2 separate regions of the Homo sapiens genome follow, and region 1 is linked to region 2. The links are chromatin loops, found by intact Hi-C in ENCODE. Cell type or tissue: ascending aorta. All regions are shown on one strand. Links, peaks and the distances in the headings refer to the core of each region. The heading gives the core; the rest is flanking DNA.

Region 1 (4,399 bases), core at 330-4,329, 1.6 Mb before region 2:
GCTGCTGGTGGAAGGATGGTGTTGGGGTACTGGAACTGAAGTGCAAGCATGAGGGGGTGGAAGCTTCAGAGCCCCAGGCCCTCATCCTTCATAAAAATAACCAGCCTGCCCCGTGTCAGGCCTGCAGGAGATAGCACCTGTGATGGCCCCAGACTGGTTACCACGAAGTGCTCACACAGCTCTTTCCAAAAACGACATCTCCTTGTCATCCGCAAAACAGAACTTATTTTTTTGGGCTTCGGTGTCTGTCCTATAATTAATTACTGCCCATTTACAACAGAGACTGAAAATTCCTACTGCCTCAGCTGGGTGCCTGGAAGGACTTCTTTCACATCAGCTGATAGAACCTGTGTTTGTATTTAGCGGTGGGCCTGGCAGATAATGAGGTTTTGATGCCACAGAGCTATTTAGGTGAGTTTATTCTAGGCTCTAAGGATCCCTCGGCTGCTAACATCTGGTCTATTCAGATGTCGCTCTCTCTCCATTCAGAGGGCCCGGGTTTGGTGGGCAAGATGTTCTCTTTTACAATCGACTTGCCTTTGATCTTCAAGACTGGCTTTCCTGCTTAAACACCTGGCCATGCTTAGCCTCTGTAGCAATTCTGCACTCCTGCACAGTGTTTCTTTTCTTGGCTTTCTTTCTTTCTTTTTTTTTTCAGCTTCACTTTTTATACACAGATGGTCATCACGCTGTGTGCAACTGCAGCCGCAGCCTGCTCATCATCGGAGAACAGAATTTTTTTTCCCTCCAGCCGATTCAGACAGGATAACCTCTTAGGCAAACACTTGGGTACCTTCCCATCTCTTACAGCTTCATTTTCTGCTCACACCACCCCCACCAAGTCCTACCCACTGAGTGTGAGCAGAGGCTGGGCCCCCTAGAGCAGAGCTTCTCCAGCAGCAATGAGCATACATACTGACTGCCTGGGCATTTGATTAAAATACAGACTCTGATCCTTAGGCCAGGAGTGGGCCTCAGATTCTGACATCTGTCAGGCTCCCAGGCAACACCCATGCTGTTGGTCTGTGAACCACAGGCTGAATAGCAAAGTCCTAGATTACTTCTAGAATAATCTACACTTTGGCCTCCTCCCAGTAATGTACCTGCCTCTTCCCCGCTTTCTTAACAAAACTTAACTGCCTTATGTTCTGTTCTCATGAAAGCACCCTCCTGCCCCCAGGTGACTATCTCGTACTCAAATATTAATACCTGATGGAGAAGCAGGATGTGGAATCAGAAGACTGTGGGTATAGGAACTGTGTTGTGACCACAGTGTGAGAATTACATTTCTAATTGGTGAACCTTTATTGTTTTTAATATATCCTGGCAGTATTCTACCCTGATAAAAGTTTTAAAGTAATAATGTTATTCTCAATATGGAATTAGATCTTGACACGCTTTCTCCTTCCACCCCTATCCTCAGAGTTCACACAGAACAACAGAGGCTCAACTCATGGCCCATTCAGAGTGCCCAAACATAAGAATCACATCCTGTCAAGAAGACGATCTGTGCCCCTGTCACAGTTGATGCCATGGCTGAGACCAGTATGTTCTATTCAGATTTGAGAAAAGCAGTTTCCATGTAATAAGTCTGATGCCATAATTAAAACATGTAGCAACTGGGTCCATGCCTGCCTTTTACACGAATCCTCAAGAGCGACATTTAGATGAGCATGGACATCTGAAATCCACTTGATGCCATGGCTCTTTCTAGGAGGGAAGCTCCTTTATGCTGTCATTAAATGGGCACTTATGATTCTCCAATCATACATCAGGGTTGAGAGGCGCAAGCTTGCGAGTCCAACTCGCCTTGATTCATATCTTGGTTCCATACATGGCTTTAGCCCTGTTGTTTAACCTCGTTTAGCCTAGCTTTCCCTGTCTATATAATGGGCATAACTATTATTATCATGTATTTCAGGCCTGTCACATGATAGTCTTTGTAGACCCCACCTCTGTGGCTATGACAGCCCTGTAAAGCTGGCTAGCGACTGGTGTGATGTGGGTAACAGTCAATGACAGCAAACCAGCCCTTGCCTCTAGACAGGCCTTCAAGGCTCTTTCGGGCTTGAGTCTCCCTTACTCTCCTGCATCACTGGGGGGTTTCCAGGAACGAGCTTGTTCCACCAGTGCAGTGGGAGTGTGTGTGCTCTCAGGACTCAGGGCAACTGCTCCTACCCTTGTGATGTGAAGGGATTTCAGTATTTTAACTGGTCCATCTCCATTTGGCTGATCATATATTGAGAATTAGAGAGATTAAGCAAATTGCCCAAGACGGCCCAATCAGTGAGTGGTGGGTCTCAGGTGTGTCTCACTCTAGACACCTGTAGCCTTAACCGCTGAGCAGTCCTGCTCCATTTGACACGAGTGAATGTGCATGAAGGTGCCCAACAGTATCTGGCATGTGGATGGTAGGTCCTCAGGAAATCCTAGACTCCTTTGCCCTTCCCCTACACTTGATTCCTGTATGTCTCTCTGCTGAATTGAGTGCCATCCTCATTCTGGGGGCTGGGGTGGGGCGGAGGAAGCTTCAACACCTGACCTCCTCGTTACCCAGCAGGGCCTTGTGGGTGCTGTGACTCACAGTTTCCAATTCTCCCAGTTGCCCGGTTGTACACAGTAGTTTTCTAGCTGCAGGTTGGTGAAGTATTCCAGGGCAGGATGTTTACATCCCCTAGAGGAACGGGCACGGAATCAAGCCAGCCCTTGCTTGGCAACCCCTGGCTGTTCTTTCCAGCCTCAGGCGCCCTGCCAAACCGACTCAGGAGAGGAAAACATAACAAGTGCTGATGTGCTTCCATTTCACATAGAACATAATACAAGTTTTCAGGATGATTTATTTTCCTAAACAAGAAAATACAATGGACCCCATCCATTATTCAACATGCTAATGATAACCTTTACTCTCTTGTCAACGATGATCTAAGGTGGTGTTCAATCGAAGTACAAAGAATAAGCAGAGAACACACAAACACACTCACAATCCCACGACACTCCATGGCATGACAGTGGGAAAAAAATGGGGACACAAGAGGATGTGAAACTAAGAGGAGAGATATGTTTCCGCCTTTGCAGCTTTCTGAGCATCATAAAGCGGGGACTTTAAAAATTTTAGGTGATTAACTTGAAAATGACCCCATAGAAAGTGAACATTGATAACTCAATGCATGCTTTATTGTAATTTTTAGAAAATTGATTTCTTTCAACTGACATTCAAACCACATGGAGCAGAGAGCCTGGAATTGTATCAGTTTTCAAGATCTTTATGCCTGGCCCAGTTAACACCTCTGTGTGTGGGTATGTGGTGGGGGGGTACCCTGTAATACCAGGGTTTTCTTTTAGCTGGGAAAGTCTGAGTTTCCTGAGAATTAAAGGCAATCAGGAAAATGAGAAAGTTTGTTTTGATTCCAAGCAAGCTCAATAGAGTGGCAAAATGAATGAAGATTTTTTCCAAGTAGAGAATACATGCTAATTAAAGTTATTAATTTCCTGTATGTTTAGGGATATTATGTATATTTAAATGGATATCAGTGAAAAGTAAATCAGTATAAATAGCTTATTTTAGAATTAGCATTATAACTCATGTATGGATGTCACCAAATATTAAGTTCATTTCTAAATTTTCCTTTTAAGCATTTTAGGTAGCGTGTAGACCAAATGAGTCCGTTAACAGGAGAGCCTGTGGAGAGCAGCTTGGAACTAAGCATCTGACCCTTGGCCATGCTTTCCAGGAGACTGAAGAGAGTTATTTAAGAAATTTAAGGCTGGGTGCAGTTGCTCATACCTGTAATCCCAGCACTTTGGGAGGCCAAGGTGGGAGGATGGCTTGAGCCCGGGAGTTCAAGAACAGCTTAGGCAACATGGTGAGACCTTGTCTCTATAAAAAATATAAAAATTAGCCAAGTGTGATGGTGTGCGCCTATAGCTGAGTAGTCCCAGCTACCCACGAGGCTGAGGTGGGTGGATCACCTGAGCCCAGGAGGTCGAGGCTACAGTGAGCTGAGATTACACCACTGCACTCCAGCCTGGGTGACAGAGCAAGACTCTGTCTCAAAAAAGAAAAAGAAAAAGAAAAGAAATTTTTAAAAATGTGAAGGCAAAGCTTTTTTTCTGATTCCTTTAAATGGTATTTTGGCTACGAAAATGTAACCATCCCTGAAAAATGCTCATGGCCTCAGCCATTCTCAAAACATTCCCTCCATCTTGGTATTGAGATAAATGAGTAACAAGGAAGGCAGCATTTCTTAATCGGAATCACAGTGGACCCAGCAGCATCTAAGGGGTAGCTGGGGCTTGGGCTCTAGTTGGCTGGGTGACCCTGGACAAGCTGGTAACCTTTCTCAACCAATAATAACCAGGTGATTGGCCGGGCGCGGTGGCTCACGCCTGTAATCCCAGC
Region 2 (4,399 bases), core at 256-4,255:
GTTTGGCCTGACAGTGAGTGCCTCCTGATATTGTGTGCTCTAGGCACTTCGCTGTCCTCACCTCACCTAGTCTGGATCCTGGACTTAATTCTTTAGAACAAACCTGTAATGAAAAAAGTGAAGCCAGATAGAGAAGGTGAAAAAGCCAATCAAGAATCCCAGGCAAAGTCTAGCCATGGTCTAAACCATGGCAAGAGAGGCATTCGGGAGCATAAATTGCATGACAGAATAGTTCAAAGGAGCTGGGCTTTTGTGCCACCCATATCAGCAAGCCATTTGCTGCCCCTGAGGAGAGCACAGCTATAAGCTGTTAGCTGCAGCACTCACAGCAGCTGGGGGCTTGGTGCACTGATGGTTAAAGAGGCTCCAGATGTGGCACTAAGTGTGTGTGTCACATCATTTGGAAAAAGAAGAATCTAGTACAGATGCCTCTCGACTTACAGTGGGGTTACGTCTTGATAAACCCCCCATAAGTTGAAAGTACCGTAAGTCAAAAATGCATTTAATATGCCTAACCTACCAAACATCATAGCCTATCCTAATCCACCTTAAGTGTGCTCAGAACACTTACATTAGCACATATTTGGGCAAAATTATCTAACGCAAAGCCTATTTTATAGAAAAGTGCTGAATATCTCATTTAGTTTATTGACTACTGTACTGCAAGGAAAAAACAGAACAGTTGTATGGGTACTTGAAGCACAGCTTCTACTGAATGCATATCACTTTCACACCATCGTGAAGTCAAAAAAATCATAAGTCACACCATCATAAGTCAGGGTCCATCCATACTTATAGAGGCAGCAAGTGTTCAGTTCGTGGGTCTCTGGGGAAGCCTCGATTTGTAGCATTTCCCAATTTTCCTAAAGTAAATACTCCCACCATGGCTGATTTCAGGCTATCAAGATGATCAATGGACCTAGAGTTAAGAAGAGATACCCACAAGTTTTGGGTGATTCCAGCACACCACTCATGGAAGTTAAGCAACTTAGCCAGAGACTCATAGAGAAACCAGAATTTGATCTCAGGCAGTCTTACCCCACACATTTAGGCATATCCACAGTAGCATATAGAGCATGAATCTGCAAACTTTTTCTGTAAATGGCCAGAGAGTAAATATTTTCTGCTTTGCGGTCTCTGTTGCAACTACTCAATTCTGCTCTTCAGTGCAAAAGCAGCCATAGATAGTACATAAAAGAAGAGCACGGCTGTGTTCCAACTGAACTATATTTACAAAAACAGGCAGTGGGTCAGATTTAGTCCATGGATTGTATTTTGCCAACATCTGTTATAGATGTGATTTAATTATTTTTAAATAAATAACATCTGCTATTTGCTTACTGAGCTGAGCCAGCACTAAAGTGAGGCAAGAGAGTTGCCCAGGACATAAAATTTAAAGAGACACTTCCATGACCCTGAACGTGCCCAACAACTTAAGTTTTGTGCCATGGGTGCCTGTATTGCTTTACTCTGGGCCTGGCCCTGTTACGGAGTCATCTGAACCAGATTTGCAGGGGTATTGATCAGGGTTCAGTTGCTTAAAAGTAAAGGACTTGGGCAGAAAGGGATTTAACACACAGAAATAAGAGCCTGCAAAACTGTAGGAAGGGCCAAAGAAGCAGATAAATCGAGGTAACCACACTGAAAAATTGGCGGGCCAGGGGAGTCTCCACATCTGCTTGCTCAAGAATGTGGGGAATCTGAAGGCTGCCTACAGAACAGCTAATTTCAAAGACACAGTGATAAAAGCATGATCTGGAATCAGGGCCACCACATTGCCACTCCACACCCAGAGACTTAGTGAACCACACTTAGAATATTACCTTTCAAACGGCACCTGCATGCACCTATGTGAACCTAATTTTTTTGCAGAACCCTAGCTGCAAGAGAGTCTGAGAATTACAGATTTTTGCTATCTAACTGGTGACACTGGAAGAAAAGCAAAATGTGTGCTAAGCGACAATTTACTACATCTACCATAATGGGTATCCTAAGAGTAACTGTCCAACGGGCATGAGATTCTCCTGTGTCAAGTTCAATTCCAACCAGAAGTTCCTTCTAATAAAGGGAACACCACTCCTCCCCACCCCCATCTTCTAAATCTTCCCCCCACACACATGTGATGGGATAGGTGATAGAGATGAGAAGTTTACCATTGAGGGCTAAAGGTTAAGTGTGTGAAATGCACGGAAGTATTGCAGCAGGGATAAACGGGGTCAAGGAATGCCAAGAGTGGTTGCAGCCAGTAGAAGAAGAAGGAATGAAATCAGGAGCCCTATAGGACAGTAGAAGACTGGCAGTTGCTAAGGAGTGAATGCAAAGGGAAAGCTGAGAATTTCTTCCGTGGGTCATTTGTCTCTAGGGAACCAATGCCTTGTGACCAGCGTATCTATTACTAATGGAGGACAAATGTGGCATCATTCCCTGAGGTCGGAGATGTGTGCAATTAACTAATACTAAGCATGTTACAAATACACAGTGCTCTACAGACTGTAATTCATAATCATTTCCATGGGAAAACAAAATTTACGAGTCAATAGAAATTGAGTTATTTCCTTTTGAAAATGTTTTATATTCTGATATAGGATCTATATAAACACATGTTACATATATGTAATTACGAACTATCATAATAAAACAGACACTCAAAAATCTATCACCAAACTTAGTAGCTATTAATATACAGCTGAAACTGCCTGTGTATGTTCCCCTGATACCTCTGACTCTTTCCTCCTCTTTATTCCCAAGGAAACATTATCCCAAAGTTTATGATTTTTATTTCCTTGCTTCAAAAAACATATAGTGTTATCACATATGTATGCAATCTAAAATAATTTCAAATTTGCACATCTCAATTTATTTTTATAATAGAAATTAATAGTCTTGTTAACAAATATCTTTCAAACCTATTTGTTGGAATTAGAAAATGAATATAAATCTTGGGCATTTCCAAGAAGAATAGAAAAAAGAAAAGCAGATATCGTCCATGAAAGCTTAATTCACCTTATAATTTGAGCAAGTTTTCATTTAAAAAAATAGTTTAATCATAAAATCCTTTTAGAAGTGCTAGCCTACTAAAACAGTGGCTAATTTTAACTGTTTTTCACAAAGGCGAGCCAGTCACAGAGTTAATGAAATTAAGCTTCCTTCATTTCTCTCAAATTCCCCCCACAAAGAAGAGCTGTAATGTACAAAATGCAGCATAAATACATGGCTGATTTTCAGGACTCAAGCCACCACTGATTTGTCACACTGCCTCTTAACAACATATCTGTATTTTGTAAAATGTATAATTTTTTTCAGCCCCTGAACAAATATATTTACATAACTGTGTCTAACGAGAAATTACATTTAACTTCTCAGAAATGACAATAACTAAAACCTGAACTGCCAATTCCACTTCATTAGTGTGGTAGAAACGCATTCCAAATGTTAATAAAAATTCCAACATGCTGATAAATTAGAGCTTCTAAGGAGCATGTGACACCTTGGTTAATATATTCAACCTCAATTATATTTCTCTTCAGCACCCTGTTATCTGGAACCTTTGCTGGCAATCAGAGGTGCTGTTTTTCAGCGGCCAATTTTCTAGATAATGTAGCTTATCAACACTGTGGGTAAACTTGCCAATGGAATCAGGCTGCACTGAACCACACACACGCTAATTGCATCCCTTTTTTATGCATATTTACAGACTGTCACTTCAAAGAAATCAGTGGCCCATTGAGGCACCCAGTTAGCTGGAAGAATTGCCTCTTGCAAATGAAAATTAGCAAACAAGCTAGTGATAAATATGAAATGAACAAAGTGTAAAAATACTGTTTTGTTCCAAAACTTCCTTGTCATCCCAATTTATACTCCCAAATAGAAGGAGTTTTGAACATAGGATTTACCTTTTGTTTCAAATAAAGACAGAAAGAATTCTTCCTTAAACCCACTAACTAGGTAAAAGCCTATTAGCTTTTCCTTCTTCTCCCACGCCACCCTCACCCTAAATTTCTATTCACATAAACAGGTTATTAAATCCCGTATTAGATTTGCTTTGGAGTTTGAATAGACAAATGACATGTTAACACTTCAGAAACAATTAACCCTGGGAACTTAATTAAGTTCTTCTGACTTAAAGGAAGCACATTTCAAAATAATGTTTCTAAACTCTCCGAATTTGCTCAAGAATAGCAATGCTTTGCTTCTCTTAAGTATTCATAAGTTCTACTTAACAGCAGAAAGCTTTGCCTGGCTATATATGGGTAAAGTTATGGTGTTATGAGCCTACTGTAATAGGACTACCTCAGAATGAATATTAAAAAAAAAAAAAAACAGGTATCGAAAAATAACAATTATAGAAAACATTTTCCAAAAGCCCAAAACTCTAGGCTTATATGAAAGAAAAGATGAT

Evidence for each region. A loop is a pair of places that touch in the nucleus more often than their neighbours do. Peaks named below come from ENCODE experiments on the same cell type or tissue, not always from the same donor. Only the 100,000 strongest peaks of a DNase experiment are listed, where the experiment ranks them.
Region 1: a loop joins it to region 2, with 5 times the contacts of the local background. A loop is called at or near these places in 42 of 110 quality-filtered maps.

What each region holds. Positions count from the first base shown.
Region 1 is chr3:71,656,588-71,660,986 of GRCh38, reverse strand. It overlaps a transcript of EIF4E3 not described here. Among named protein-coding and RNA genes, the nearest start is that of EIF4E3, 67 kb to the left of the region's middle. In ascending aorta, for the core only: no CTCF peak of the experiment used is centred there; a DNase peak (open chromatin) is centred at 2,686; H3K4me3 peaks cover 398 bases; H3K27ac peaks cover 1,476 bases.
Region 2 is chr3:70,075,804-70,080,202 of GRCh38, reverse strand. It overlaps a transcript of SAMMSON not described here. Among named protein-coding and RNA genes, the nearest start is that of SAMMSON, 78 kb to the right of the region's middle. In ascending aorta, for the core only: no CTCF peak of the experiment used is centred there; no DNase peak of the experiment used is centred there; H3K27ac peaks cover 873 bases.